Regions from separate parts of the Homo sapiens genome. Here region 2 is linked to region 1. The links are chromatin loops, found by intact Hi-C in ENCODE. Cell type or tissue: Caco-2. All regions are shown on one strand. Each heading gives the region's core, and the rest is flanking DNA. Links, peaks and the distances in the headings are about the cores only.

Region 1 (8,128 bases), core at 3,702-6,201:
CCCTCTGAGAACTGAAACAAGACAAGGATGCCCACTCTCACCGCTCCCCTTCAACATAGTACTGGAAGTCCTAGCCAGAGCAATCAGATGCGAGAAAGAAATAAAAGGCAACCAAATCAGTAAAGAGGAACTCAAACTGTCACTGTTTGCTGATGATATGATCGCTTACCTTGAAAACCCTAAAGATTTCCAGAAAGCTCCTAGAATTGATTAAAGAATTTGGCAAAGTTTCCAGATACAAGATTAATGTATACAAATCAGTAGCTCTTCTATACACCAGCAGCAACCAAGTGGAGAATCAAATCACGAACTCAACCCCTTTTACAATAGCTGCAAGAAAAATAAACTATTTAGTAATATGCCTAACCAAGGAGGCAAAAGACCTCTACAAGGAAAACTACAAAACACTGTGAAAGAAAGCACAGATGACACAAACAAATGGAAACACATCCCAGTCTCATGGATGCATACAATAAATATTGTGAAATGACCATACTGCCAAAAGCAATATACAAATTCAATGCAATCCCCATCAAAATTCCACCATCATTCTTCACAGAATTAGAAAAAAACAATTCCAAAATTCAGATGGAACCAAAAAAGAGCCCACATAGCCAAAGTAAGACTAAGCAAAAAGAGTAACAAATCTGGAGGCATTACATTACCTGATTTCAAACTATCCTATAAGGACATAGTCACCAAAACAGCACGGTACTGGTATAGAAACAGGCACATTGATCAATGGAATAGAATAGAGAACCCAGAAATAAACCCAAATACTTACAGCCAACTGATCTTTGACCAAGCAAACAGAAACATAAAATGGGGAAAGGACACCCTTTTCCACAAATGGTGCTGGGATAATTGGCTAGCCACATGTAGGAGAATGAAACTGGATCCTCATCTCTCACCTTATACAAAAATCAACTCAAGATGGATTAAGGACTTAAATCTAAGACCTAAAACTATAAAAATTCTAGAAGATAACATTAGAAAAACTTCTAGACATTGGCTTAGGCAAGGATTTCATTACCAAAAACCCAAAAGCAAATGCAATGAAAACAAAGATAAATAACTGGGACCTAATTAAAAGAGCTTTTGCATAGCAAAGGGAACCATCAGCAGAGTAAACAGACAACCCACAGAGTGGGAGAAAATCTTCACAATCTATACATCTGACAAAGGACTAATATCCAGAACCTATATCAAACTCAAACAAATCAGTTAAAAAAAGAAAAAAAAACACACATCAAAAAGTGGGCTAAAGACATGAATAGACAATTCTCAACCAAAAATATACAAATGGCCAACAAACATATGAAAAAAGCTCAACTTCACTAATTATCAGGGAAACAGACATCAAAACCACAATGCGATATCACCTTACTCCTTCAAGAATGACCATAATCAAAAAATTAAAAAACGGTAGATGTTGGCATGGATGCGGTGAAGAGGGAACACCTCTGTGCTGCTGGTGGAAATGTAAACTAGTACAATCTTTATGGAAAACATTGTGGAGATTCCTTAAAGAACTACAGGTAGAACTACCATTTGATCAAGCAATCCTACTACTGGGTATCTACCCAGACAAAAAGAAATCATTATATGAAAAAAGATACTTGCACACGCATGTTTATAGCAGCACAATTAGCCATTGCAAAATCATGGAACCAACCCAAATGCCTATAAATCAATGAGTGGATAAGAAACTGTGGTATATTTATACAATGGAATACTACTGAGCCATGAAAAGGAATAAATTAACTGCATTTGCAGTGACCTGGATGAGATTAGAGACTATTATTCTCAGTAACGTAACTCAGGAATGGAAAACCAAACATTGTACGTTCTCACTGATATGTGGGAGCTAAGCTATGGGGATGCAAAGGCATAAGAATGATACAATGGACCTTGGGGCTTGGGGGAAAGGGTGGGCAGGAGGTAAGGGATAAAAGACTACAAATATGGGGCAGTGTATAATGCTCGAGTGGTGGGTGCACCAAAATCTCACATCACAACTAAAGAACTTACTCATGTAAACAAATACCACCTGTATTTCAATAACTTATGGCAAAATATAAAATAAATAAAATTAAAATAAATAATTATTGCTAAAAAGCTTTAAAAAAGGCTCTAATGCTATAAAAAGGGTTAGACGTAATGTGTGTGATTCAATGAGAACTGAGACTAGTAATAATTTCAGAAGATAGATCTGGGATCAGTAGAATGCTAAAGTTCCTAATATGAAAAGCTTTTTATAAACAGCAAAATATACCTTGGGAAACCCAGTCTCTTTTCCCACTACTCCCTTTCCATGCCCACAAATGGAGAGAGGATGGAGATGCTGCAGCCAGGAGCTAGCATGATACAGAGAACCCCCATTTAGAGGACCTGCAGCAAGAAAAGGTATCCCTATGTTCATAGAGAATTAGTAGCAGGTATTTTATACATGGGAGAATATGGGAGAAAATAACACTCATTAGCAATGCAATGCATTAGAATTATTCTAATGTGAACTTTAAACATTTGCAGATTATATTTTAAAAATCAGTAAATAGTAGAAAGAGCATGAATTATGAAAGCAATACTTCTGCCTGAAAACCCATGACAAGAACGATATGGAGTAAAAGAAGAAAGTTGGCAAAGTCTGGACAATACAGCAAAGAAAGTCATCCTGGGCTATGGTAGAGGTAACCTGGTTGAGCATTTCCACTGATTTTTTCAGTGGGAATAAACTGGAAGTTAATATCAGAACTCCAACATGTGATTGATAAATGTAAAGTCTGCTGAAGCAAATGCTTTAGTAAAAACATGTTAAACTTCTGGTCCTTATTGCAGTTGTGGTCATTCTCCACAAATCTTTTATTTTCAAAATGCTAAATAATCATTATAGGAAGCTTCATAGACAACTATCCAAATTGCATAGATTGAGATTCTGGTCAATACACTGGGGGAAAAAACAAAACAAACAAAATAAAACAAAGGATAGAATTGGAAAAAAAATATGCTTCCCAAAATGTCTGTTTCTGACTCAAGGCACAAGTTAGATTACGTTTAGTAAAATATCAATCATACTTTTGAAAACTCCAGTAAAGAACATTTCAGACCATGACTTTAGAAGATATTATTTTTAAAATGGCATTTCTGGGTGAGTTAGTACATGATCTTGACACTTGTTTAAAAAAGAGAAATCAACAACCTATTCAATCACAGTGTTCAACAGTCAGCGGTTTCTAATGGCCCCTGGAATACTGAAAACTCTGTTTACAAACTTAATGCACATTTCTAATTCATTGACACATTTGCCTAATAGGATAGATGTAGGACTTAACCGGGTTTCTGCATAACGGTGCTCAGTTATACTTCCACATATAACAGTGCTCTTACTGATCCTGAAAGCCTGAAACAGATTTCATGATATATCAGCTCTCTCCAATTACCTACCCAGATGCTCTGAAAATCTCAGAGGTTTTCAAAATGAAAGTTATTTTAAAGCAATTTATTTTGTAAAGATACACATCTCTTAAGAGTTTTTTTTAATCTGACACTTGCAAGAAAATTTCACAATTTGAGAAAGACTGAGAGTCACCTTTTAAAAGTTTCACACCACTAAAGTTTAATTAACCTTGTGCCATGCATATGATGGAATTTTAAACAGATAAGCACTTTCTGCCTTGAAGATGCCAACCTCTCTGGGGCAATTGGACACCATGTCACCGGGAGCTCATGGACCACTCTGTGGTAGACTACAGTGTCAACTGCATGTGGCAGATGACCACTAGAAGGATGCAGTCTCAGCCTCAGATGAGAAACAGCCTTTCAGAATGCTGATAGATTTTTTTTAGTTCAACTAACTTCTCTAGGAAATAATTACGTAGAATCAATAACTTTAAATTAAAGAATAAAGGTTGTGAGCAAAATTCTACAGAGGAAACTCCTGCCACACCATTGCTTTGTAAAACATTTTTATTTTAGGATATTTTGGGGTGGACAAGAGAGAGTGAGTGGAGAAAGGATACACATTTAAAATTCAAGTGTCCTATCCCTTGCTGCAAGGTTCTGAACTTTCTAAGAACACTTTCTAAATATAGGAAGATTTGACATGTTTATAACTACATATTTTCTAGGGAAAAAGTATAAGGTTAATTACACTCTCAAAAATATTAATATTCCACAAATGTCAATAACCACTGCAATGTGTGGTCTAATTTGTGATTTCAAGGTTTGCAAAGTGTAATTCTGCTCAATGAGAAAGACTATTTTTTAAAAAAAGCAGAAAGACACGCTTATGATCAATGTGACACAGGCACTTGGTCCCAGAAAAATGTGCTCATCTTGTAGATCAACTACATATTTCAGGCTTCTGCAAGTGTGGACAGTAAAGGTTTTGAGGTTATGTCAGAGGCTAGCCCATGGCCAGACATTCCTTTTCTTGGTACAGGGTAACAGCACAACAGTACCCAGATGCCCTGAGAGATTCTCCAACAAAATGCTTTTCACAAGCATGGTGCCACAGCTCTGAGCAGAGCAATCTCATTGACTCAACCCTTCACATAGTAGAAAACATTTTCTGGTTGTCCTTCCTCGTGCAACTCATGGATCCTCAAATGTGGGCGGCAAGCCACCCAGGCACTGAGGCAAGAGACAGAGGACACGAGCTGTTCCAGTACAATAAAATATAAAACAAGAATAGTTATACCAGATATAGATCTTAGATATGATTATATATGAATATCATTAATCATTAGTTTGTAGCAATTACTTTTTATTCCAATATTATAATAATCCTCGCTCTATAATCATAGCCTAGGAAAAACCAGGCCATAAAGAGATAGGAGCTGAGGGGACATAGTGAGGTGTGACCAGAAGACAAGAGTGTGAGCCTTCTGTTATGTGGGGACAGGGCCACCAGAGGGCTCCTTGGTCTAGCGGTGATGCCAGCGTCTGGGAAGACAACCGTTGCCAGGTGGACCATGGTCTAGCGGTAGCGTAAGTGTCAAGGGAAAACACCCGCTACTTAGAAGACCGGGAAAGGGAGTCTCCTTTTCCCCGGAAGAGTTTAGAGAAGACTCTGCTCCTCCACCTCTTGTGGAGGGCCTGACATCAATCAGGCTTGCCCACAGTTATCCAGAGACCTAATCATCTCCCTGTGATGCTGTGCTTCAGTGGTCACACTCCTAGTCCACCTTCATGTTCCATCCTGTACACCTGGCTCTGCCTTCTAGATAGCAGTAGTAAATTAGTGAAAGTACTAATAGTCCCTGATATGCAGAAATAATGACGTAGCTGTCTTTCTCTCTGTCTCCTCTCCCTCTCTGCCTTGGCTGCCAGGCAGGGAAGGGCTCCCTGTCCAGTGGACACGTGACCCACATGACCTTACCTATCATTGGAGATGACTCACATTCTTTACCCTGCCCCTTCTGCCTTGTATCCAATAAATAACAGCGCAGCCAGACATTCGTGGTCACTACCAGTCTCCGCGCATTGGTGGTAGTGGTCCACCGGGCCCAGCTGCCTTTTCTTTTACCTCTTTGTCTTGTGTCTTTATTTCTACACTGTCTCATCGCCACACACAGGGAGAGACCCACCGACCCTGTGGGGCTGGTCCCTACACTCAAAAGCATTTTTTGAGCACTTAATGAGATCATTGATGGGTCATTGTTTGGAAAAGTTGAAAGTGCTGAAGAAATGTCAACAATCAGTCCACCAGTCAGATGGTAAAAACAGAAGGTTTACAATACACAGAATGAGGCTCAAATTTCACCTCAGCCTCTTACTAAATGTGTGAACCTGGGTTCCTTAAAATTTCCATTTCCTCATCTTCAAAGTAAGTCTCATAGCTTCCTTGTCATGCTTCCAGATTTATTCAATAAATAATCATTTTTATTAGTGCTCTTCATATAAATGGACTTTCTACCTGTTCTGCAAATGACCTGTTCTGCATTGAAGCCAGTAACCAGCCACCCAAAGGCCTAGAAGTCAGGCTTCCCTGAGCCAATAGGTTTACATGTGACCATTCATCAGAAAACGATGGACAGGCAGAAGAGGACAGGAAGAAAATAATGCTATAGATACACTTAAAAGTTACACTCATTTAGAAAGGCTTGGCTAAGAATGAAATCTCCTTTCATAATAGTGAATTTAAAAGAAAATTTGCTTTCATTTATAAACTCCAGACTAATAGATGCCCTTACAAAAATAGTATTGGACATTTAAAAACTATTACAGCTTTTGTTAATGAAATCAGGTTTCTTTGTATAACAGAGATAACACAGTGCCAGTCTGATAGGGAGCCAGTTAGAAGGCAAGTCTTATTCTTGCTCTCTTCAGTCCCATCCAAGCATAGATGGAGGTAGGGGTCTTTGTCTTACACACACACAACCTAGACTCCACTGTTTATCTCAGGTGGTTTGGAAAGTCCTGAGATATTAAAGAGTAATAACTACTCTCTTCTCTTAAGTATTCATCCATTCCAAAGTATTTATTGACCATTCACTGTATGTGAGACACTGCTCCAGATGTTTGGATACATTTGTGAATAAAGCAGAAATCCCTTCCCCTGTGGAGCTTGTAATCTATTAGAGGGAGAGAAACAATAAACAACAGACCTAATACATGAGTAAAGCACATGATTTGTTAGAGTATGGTAAGAGTTATGGGAAACAGAACAAGGTGAGCAGGGTAGGAGGGGTCAGGTGTGTCAGGCATGGGTTGGGGCTGGGCTGCAATTTCAGGCAGAACAGTCAGTGAAGATCTCTTTGAGAAGTCACATTTGAAAAAAGACAGGTAATTTCTGGGAGTAGAGCCCCTCTGGGCATGAGAAACAGCCAGTGCAAAGGCAATGTGCCTGGGATTCCCAAGGAAGAGCAAGAAGCCAGTGTGACTGCAGTATAGTGAGCAAGCAGGAAGCTGTAGGCAATGAGGTCAGAGAAGTAGTAAAGGCTGAACCTTCAGGACCCTGTAGGCCACTGGAATGGACTTGTGACTCAGAGAGCATCCTTGCAGATCTTATGGCACAAATGGGTCCAGATACCTCTGCATAATCAGTAGTGACCCACTGGGGCTGATGTGGAAGGATAGCCTCACCTGAACAGACAGGAAGTATAAAAAATACAGGTCTTGTGTAGGCAAGACATGACTGGAGGTTGCACAAGACCAGCTAGGTGTCTGGATTCTGGTGCTGCTCCTACCCAGCCTGTTCCTCCCGGAACCTGGTCACTGGTCTCACCAGCCCAGAGAATCCCTTCTAATCTCAGCAGTGGGGAAGAAGCTGGCTGTTTCTCATGAGGCTTTTCTTCTATGCATCAAGATCTCTCCTCTTCCCCCTTCTTCAGGTATAGGTTTTGTGAAACTCAGAAGGCAAAATATTGACTCAGGATTTTTTTCCCCCTATTTCCCTGTGTTACCCCATCTCCAAATAAGTGAAGACAATAAATGCAGAACATCTGGCTAAGTTGAGAAAGGGAAGAGCCATAGGTTAGAAATATATATCAATAACAAAAGACTCAATTAACATTTTTCAACACTCTCTGTATTAGATCTCTAGAGGGACAGGACTAATAGGATAGATGGATATATAAAAGGGAGTTTATTAAGGAGTATTGACTCACACGATAACAAGGTGAAGTTCCACAATAAGCCAACTGCAAGCCGAGGAGCAAGGGAGCCAGCCTGAGTCCCAAAACCTCAAAAGTAGAGAAGCTGACAGTATAGCCTTCAGTCTGTGGCTAAAGGACCGAGAGCCCCTGGCAAACCACTGGTGAAAGTCCAAGAGTCCAAAAGCTGAAGAACTTGGCATCCGATGTTCAAGGGCAGGAAGCACCCAGCATGGGAGAACGATGAAGGCTGGAAGACTCAGCAAGTCTAGTCCTTCCACATTCCTCTGCCTGCTTTATTCTAGCCATGCTGGCAGCTGATTAGATGGTGCCCACCCAGATTGAGGGTGGGTCTGCCTCTCCCAGTCCACTGACTCAAATGTTAATCTCCTTCGGCAACACAGTCACAAATACACCCAGGAACAATACTTTGCATCCTTCAATCCGATCAAGTTAACACTCAAAATTAATCATCACAAGCTCCAATCCTACTTGTTTCAGACTGAGCACTTGTTCAATGAACATTTACTGAG
Region 2 (8,128 bases), core at 3,214-5,713, 250 kb after region 1:
ATGAATTGAAAAAGAAAATATGGTACATATACACAATAAAGTACTATTCAGCCATAGAAAAGAATGAGATTCTGTCATTTACAACAGCATAGATGAAACTGGAGGTCATTATGTTCAGTGAAATAAGCCAGGCACAGAAAGACAAACTTTACAGGTTCTCATTTATTTGCAGGAGCTAAAACAATAACCATAATTCAACTCATGGAGATAAAGAGTAGAACTATGTTTACCAGAGGCTAGGAAGGGGAGTGGGAGTAGGAGAGTGGGGATGGTTAATGGGTACAAAAATAGAGTTCAATAGAATAAATAAGATCTAATATTTGCTAGTACAACAGGGTGACTAAAGTCAGTAATAACTTATTGTACATTTTTAAATAACGAAAAGAATATAATTGGAATGTTTGTAACACACACACACCCACACAATAAAAGCTTGAGCCATATGTAGAAAGCTGAAACTGGATCCCTTCCTTACACCTTATACAAAAATTAATTCAAGATGGATTAAAGACTTAAATGTTAGACCTAAAACCATAAAAACCCTAGAAGAAAATCTAGGCAATACCATTCAGGACATAGGCATGGGCAAGGACTTCATGTCTAAAACACCAAAAGCAATGGCAACAAAAGCCAAAATTGACAATTGGGATCTCATTAAACTAAAGAGCTTCTGCACAGCAAAAGAAACTACCATCAGAGTGAACAGGCAACCTACAGAATGGGAGAAAATTTTTGCAACCTACTCATCTAACAAAGGGCTAATATCCAGAATCTACAATGAACTCAAACAAATTTACAAGAAAAAATCAAACAACCCCATCAAAAAGTGGGTGAAGGATATGAACAGACACTTCTCAAAAGAAGACATTTATGCAGCCAAAAGACACATGAAAAAATGCTGGCCATCAGAGAAATGCAAAATCAAAACCACAATGAGATACCATCTTACACCAGTTAGAATGGTGATCATTAAAAAGTCAGGAAACAACAGGTGCTGGAGAGGATGTGGAGAAATAGGAACACTTTTACACTTTTACACTGCTGGTGGGACTGTAAACTAGTTCAACCATTGTGGAAGTCAGTGTGGCGATTCCTCAGGGATCTAGAACTAGAAATACCATTTGACCCAGCCATCCCATTACTGGGCATATACCCAAAGGATTACAAAACATGCTGCTACAAAGACACATGCACACGTATGTTTATTGCAGCACTATTCACAATAGCAAAGACTTGGAACCAACCCAAATGTCCAACAATGATAGACTAGATTAAGAAAATGTGGCACATATACACCATGGAATATTATGCAGCCATAAAAAATGATGAGTTCCTGTCCTTTGTAAGGACATGGATGAAGCTGGAAACCATCGTTCTCAGCAAACTATCGCAAGGACAAAAAACCAAACACCGCATGTTCTCACTCGTAGGTGGGAATTGAACAATGAGAACACATGGGCACAGGAAGGGGAACATCACACACTGGGACCTGTTGTGGGGTGGGGGGAGGGGGGGAGGGATAACATTAGGCGATATACCTAATGTTAAATGAAGGGTTAATGGGTGCAGCACACCAACATGGCACATGTATACATATGTAACTAACCTGCACGTTGTGCACATGTACCCTAAAACTTAAAGTATAAAAAAAAAGAAAAGAAAAAAAAAAGCTTGAGCTGACAGATATCCCATTTACCTTGTGTGATTATGACACATTGTATGCCTGTATCAAAATATCTCATGTATCCCATAAATCTATACACCTACTATGTATCCATAAAATTAAAATAAAATATAACACACATGTATTATCTTACAATTTCAGTCCAAGCATCTAAAGGAGAGGGTCACTATGAATCCAAATTGTTTTAAGCATATGAATAGGTGTCAACAAACATGAATTGAACACTTAATATTTGCAATGTCCCACATCATACATTGTAGAAAACTAAAATAAATAAACCATAGTCCATGCTGTCAAAGAGCTGACACTCTAGCAGAAGAGAAACAGGGACATAGTTACAAATCACTATAATAATGTAGAATGCAATAAACATCGCTGAAAAAAATTATAGATGACACAAACAAATGGAAACACATCCCATGCTTGTGGATAAGTCAAATCAGTATTGTGAAAATGACCATACTGCCAAAAGCAATCTACAAATTCAATGCAATTCCCATCAAAATACCACTATCATTCTTCACAGAACTAGAAAAAAGCAATTCTAAAATTCATGTGGAACCAAAAAAGAGCCTGCATAGCCAAAGCAAGACTAAGCAAAAAGAACAAATCTGGAGGCATTACATTGCCCGACTTCAAACTATACAATAAGGCCATAGTCACCAAAACAGCATGGTACTGGTATAAAAATAGACACACAGACCAGTGGAAGAGAATAGAGAACCCAGAAATAAACCCACATACTTACAGCCAACTGATCTTTGACAAAGCAAACAAAAAAATAAAGTGGAAAAAAGGCACCCTATTCGACAAATGGTGCTGTGATAATTGGCAAGCCACATGTAGAAGAATGTAACTGGATCCTCATCTCCCATCTTACACAAAAATCAATTCAAGATAAATCAAGGACTTAAATCTAAGACCTGAAACTATAAAAATTCAAGAATGTAACATCAGGAAAACCCTTATAGACATTGGCTTAGGCAAAAATTTCATGACCAAGAACCCAAAAGCAAATGCAACAAAAAACAAAGCTAAATAGGTGGGACTTAATTAAACTAAAGAATGTTTGCACAGCAAAAGAAATGGTCAGCAGAGTAAACAGACAACCCACAGAATGAGAGAAAATCTTCACAATCTATACATCCGTCAAAAGACTAATATCCGGAATCTACAAGGGACTCAAACCAATTAGCAAGAAAAAAGTAAACAACCCCATCAAAAAGTGGGCTAAATACATGAATCGACAACTCTCAACAAAAGATATACGAAAGACCAACAAGCATATGAAAAAATGCTCAATATCACTAATGATCAGGGAAATGCAAAACCACAACGCACTACCACCTTACTCCTACAAGAATGGCCATAATCAAAAAATCAAAAAATAATCGATGTTGGCATGGATGTGATGAAAAGGGAACACTTCTACACTGTTGGTGGGAATGTAAACTAGTACAACCACTATGGAAGACAGTGTGGAGATTCCTTAAAGAACTAAAAGTAGAACTACCATTTGATCTAGCAATCTCACTACTAGGTATCTCCCCAGAGGAAAAGAAGACATTATACGAAAAAGATACTTGCATATGCATATTTATAGCCACAAAATCTGCAATTGCAAAAATGTGGTACCAGCCCAAATGCCCATCAATCAACGAGTGAATAAAGAAAATGTGGCATGTATGTATACCATGGAATACTACTCAGCCATAAAAAGGAATGAAATAATGGCATTTGCAGCGACCTGGATGGAATTGGAGACCATTATTCTAAGTGAAGTAACTCAAGAATGGGAAACCAAACATTGTATGATCTCACTCATAAGTGGGAGCTAAGTTATGAGGATGCAAAGGCATAAGAATGATACAATGGACTTTGGGGACTATGCGGGAAAGGGTTGTGGGAGGGAGGAGGGATAAAATACTGCACATTGGCTACAGTGTACACTGCTTGGGTAATGGGTACACCGAAATCTCAGAATCACCATCAAATAATTTATTCGTGTAACGAAGCACCAACTGTTCCCCAAAAACCTATTGAAATAAAATAATAAAAAATATTTAAAATTAAAAATTAAAAAATAAAAGTTATAATAGAAAAATAAAAAAGAAAAGTGGTTGGAGCATAGAGGATGGTAAAGTTATAAAATAGTAGAGTTGTAAGTAGGTAATCATTCCCAAAGAATAGACTGCAGAACGGTCATGAGGAATGTGAAAAGACAAAGAACAAATCTGAGAGCAAGCAGGCCAAGGACAGCACACCAGCTTTCATCTAATCTGGGTTATCAGCCCTTGCTGTCTCAAAGAAGAGCTGTGAAAACACAACATATTGAAGAGGACACAGAGCAACCAGGATCTCAGACATTCATGATAGGAGAATATAACGATGCAACCACTTTGAAAAACTGGAAGTTCCGTAAAAAAATGAAACATACATCACCCCCCACATCCCAGAAGTTCTACTCCTAGGTATTTGTTTAAGGGAAATGAAATCTTATGACAGCAAAAAGATTCCACAAGAAGTTTCATGGCAACTTTACATATAATAGCCAAAAACTAGAAACAACCCTGATGTCCATCAACAGGTGAATGGATCAGCAAAATGTGATACAGTTATACAATGAAATACTAGTTGGTAATATAAAGGAAAAATAGATTATAAATAGATAATTAGATAGATAGATAATAGAGACATAGATATGCATGCAACAGGGATGAATCTCAACATTGTACTGAGTGAAAGGGAAGAGTTCACTTAAGATCTGAGCATTTCATTGCATGTAAGTTGTATCTTATATCTATCAGATTCCGATCAGGAGACAGAACCACACAGTAATTTGAACAGGGGAAGTTTAATATAAAAAATTATTAACTATAAACGGGAATTACCTACTAATAGATAAAGACAAGCTTAAAGGATAAATACATAGAAAACATACATAGCAATCAATACCTCTAGCACTGAAGCACAGCACCTAGGCATGCATCAAATACAGAAGAGGCCTCCAGAGCTGAAATCCAAACTTTCACTGGGAAGGACACCATCCACCTGTGTGGAAGTTCATGCAGATGCCATGCTGGTAGAACTTACTGAGAAGCTGCCTTCTGGGATGCTGAAGGAAGCCCTCAACAAGGTGTTGTACCTCAGAACTCACTGCAAAGCCTCCCACAGAGATGGTGAGCTGGGAAACTACTTCCTTGGTTGCTAGGTGAAGCTGCCCACAGAAAGATGCCATGCTGCAGAGCTCACTGAGAAACTACCCATAGGGGTGGCCCAATAGGAAGCAATCCCCTGGGGTGCTAGGGAATGCTGCCCATGGGGAAGTAAGTATCAGCCAATTGTCCTATATGCTCCTGACTCATGCACTGCAATAGCAATCGCGCAGAGCACACTAGGAACCAGAAGAAAAGCCCTTTCATCCTCCAGCATACATCCAGTGCCCTCTAGTGACAAAATTTAACATTGTGCCAGCTGATAATGAAAACATGCTTCAGAATCACAAGCAGGGCAATGAAGGATAGATCTAAAACTGAGAGGCAACAAATAGATAACTAACACATGCCTCAAGGAGATGAAGAAGGGGGCGGGAGGAGAAGAGGAGGAAGAGGAGAAGGAGGAAGAAGAGAAGGTCATCTGTGGGATTTGAGGTATGATGGAAGATCAGAGACTTAAACAGAATAGATATAACTGGCTAAACATGAACAATAAATGATAGCTGGTGAACCTTGAGTATTTGCAAAGAGTGTACTAGGCACAGTATTTTGTTTAGTAAAATATTTCTAGAAGTTAGTTATTGTTATTCTCATTTTGGTGAAGAAACTGGGACTCAAAGGGGATGGACAACTTACCCTAAGGTCACACAACCAAATGGTAATAGACCCAAAATTTTCACCCAGAACTCTGACTCCAAAGCCTCACTACATTGCATCTCCTCGATGATATATAATCATTCCAATGCCAAAACGGAAAGTCAAGATTCTGGTCCCCCCAGTAATTGCTTTTATACTTATCCCTAAGTCTGTCATTGAATACAAGAAGCTACAGGACTGGTTTCAAGTGGTGCTACATTTTTATAATCTTAGTGCAGAAATGGAAAGAGCAACTTGCCCATTCACCCAAGACTAACAACTGGCATGAAGTGAATTGCTTCTGTAGACAGTAAACAAGAGTAAGCTGGTATTTTTTTCTAAGTCAACTTTAGGACAGCTTTTCAAACAAACACACATTGCCTTTATTCCCAGGACAAAAACCAGAAACTCTAATAGTCCCTGGCTGTTATAATTTGATGCTTAATGTACTTCTATCTATGTAAGCCGTATCACATACCTTTCTAATAAGGCAAGGAAGAGTGAATAACATCAATTATATCACGATTGTTTCTCTTATAAAGTTAATTAATATTAATAATGGTTATTTATATTGGAGTTACCATTATCATCACCTTATATCATTCAATATTTATTCTGAAAGTCAAAGAATTATAATGTGGGTGGAAGGGTACTTGGAATTGTCTTGTTTAATCACCAGTGACCTATGAGTGCATGGCGAACTGTTAAAAAAATAAGCTAATGCTCTCTACTCAATTATTATGCCATAACTGAATCATAATATTTATTCACTTTCTCCCTGAATGACTTTATCCAATTTCTAGACTTCACATATCTATGCTGAAAATTTCCAGATTTGTATTTTCAGCACTGAACTCTCTCATGATCCAGATTTCTTATATCTTATTGACTACACAGATCTCAAATATGCTTCTCAGATTTAACAATTCCAAAACAGAACTTTCTGTCTGTTTTCCTCCAGTCTTTTAGAGCTAATGAATGGCATTATTATCCACCTACTTGCTCAAGCTGAAAACCTAGAGGTCATTCTTGATTCTTTTCTTTACCTTATCACCCAAATCCAATTCATCAGCTAGTCATACTATCCCTACCTCAAATAATGTATTAATATATCCATTTCTTTCTAGCTACACTACCATCTTCCTAGTCCAATTTACTACCATTTCTCATTTAGACTATTGATATAGAACTGCTCAACTTGCTTATACCTATGACTGTCCTCAATTCATTCACATTACTGCATGCTGCCAAAAACTATCCAAAAGATTCTTAATGCATTAAGAATAAAATCCACACTCTTTATCATGGCCTATTAGTTCAAACCCTAATTGCCTCCCTGTATCAGGATTCAATCAGAAAAGAGATCCACTATAAGTGATATAGAATAAAGTTTATCATAAGGGTTTGATATTGAGCCCCTAGCAATTGTGAGAGCTAGTAACGATTCTATATAAGGATGTTGCTTCTATATCTGATGCTGGACTGGAAAGAAGGATGAATGGGAAATGTGAAGTGGGGAGAGCAAGAATGAACTGAAACCTGAAAGGATGAGCTGAAGCTCATGAATATGAACTAAAACTTGGATCTATCTTTTGCTACATTCAGGCCTCAATTTCAACATTGTGGGTGACTTGCAGAGGAAGCTAACACTCTTTGTCATAGATTTAGGCCACATACCTGGCATAGGATTAGGAGGAGCTAAATAAGGTGTTTCATCAGCAGTTGAAGTAGCTGTAGGCTTGGCTGCCGTCCCATGCCACTAATGTGAGCCAACAGAGCAGAGACAATGTGTGTGAACTGGAGCAGAGACAATGTGTGTGAACTGCAGCAGAACCTGACTGAACACAAAACATCTGAACACAAATGCAACTGATGCTTTACTTATGCCTCCCAAATCTCATGCAAATTTTTCTTGTCACCAACCCTAAACAGAACTATATGGGAAAGGGAATTCTTGTAAATGTAGTTCCAGCTTAGCTAGGTTAACAAAGTATAAAGCCACCACTAACCACTCTTATCAATGTGGCCCAACCATACTTCTTTTAACCATACCTAATTTCCAAATAAAAATAAATTATGCTTCTGCCTCATATAATGCAACTATCCTTTGTAAAACTGAAAATATGTTAAACTTCTCAAGGGTCTATAAAATTTCTTTGTATATTTTGGGGTAGTATTTATTCTTCTCGTAGCTGAGTCACACTCTCCCTTTGATATTCTGTAATTTAAACACTGAGCTATAAGAAGTGGTTCACTGATAAATGTTTAGCAACCAGTTCTCCAAAGGGGAAAAAGCCCTTACATAGATTTTGCTAGTTTCTATGGTATTAATACTCCCACCATGGCCAGTTTTATCCCAGCAAATGTGATATCACTGAACACAGAGTTAAGAAGAGGTAGGCGGTTGCACATCAATATGTAGTAGTTCCATTATACAGATACAGTATACATAAATAACTTCCAGAGTACAGATAATACTAACTATCATACAATAATTTAAAATTATGAGACTTTGGGAGCTGGAAAGTCTATCTATAGGGCAAGATTACAGGTTGGAAATTTAGGTAAGAGTTGGCGTTGCAGTCTTGAATCT

The links. Peaks named below come from ENCODE experiments on the same cell type or tissue, not always from the same donor. Only the 100,000 strongest peaks of a DNase experiment are listed, where the experiment ranks them.
Region 2: it touches region 1 in a loop (37-fold over the local background); 25 of 110 quality-filtered maps call a loop at or near these places.

The regions. Positions count from the first base shown.
Region 1 is chr6:86,172,131-86,180,258 of GRCh38, reverse strand. No RefSeq gene overlaps it. Among named protein-coding and RNA genes, the nearest start is that of SNHG5, 500 kb to the right of the region's middle. In Caco-2, for the core only: no CTCF peak of the experiment used is centred there; a DNase peak (open chromatin) is centred at 4,938.
Region 2 is chr6:85,920,124-85,928,251 of GRCh38, reverse strand. The region is part of intron 4 of LOC101928842 (a long non-coding RNA gene); the gene reads right to left. Among named protein-coding and RNA genes, the nearest start is that of SNHG5, 250 kb to the right of the region's middle. In Caco-2, for the core only: no CTCF peak of the experiment used is centred there; no DNase peak of the experiment used is centred there.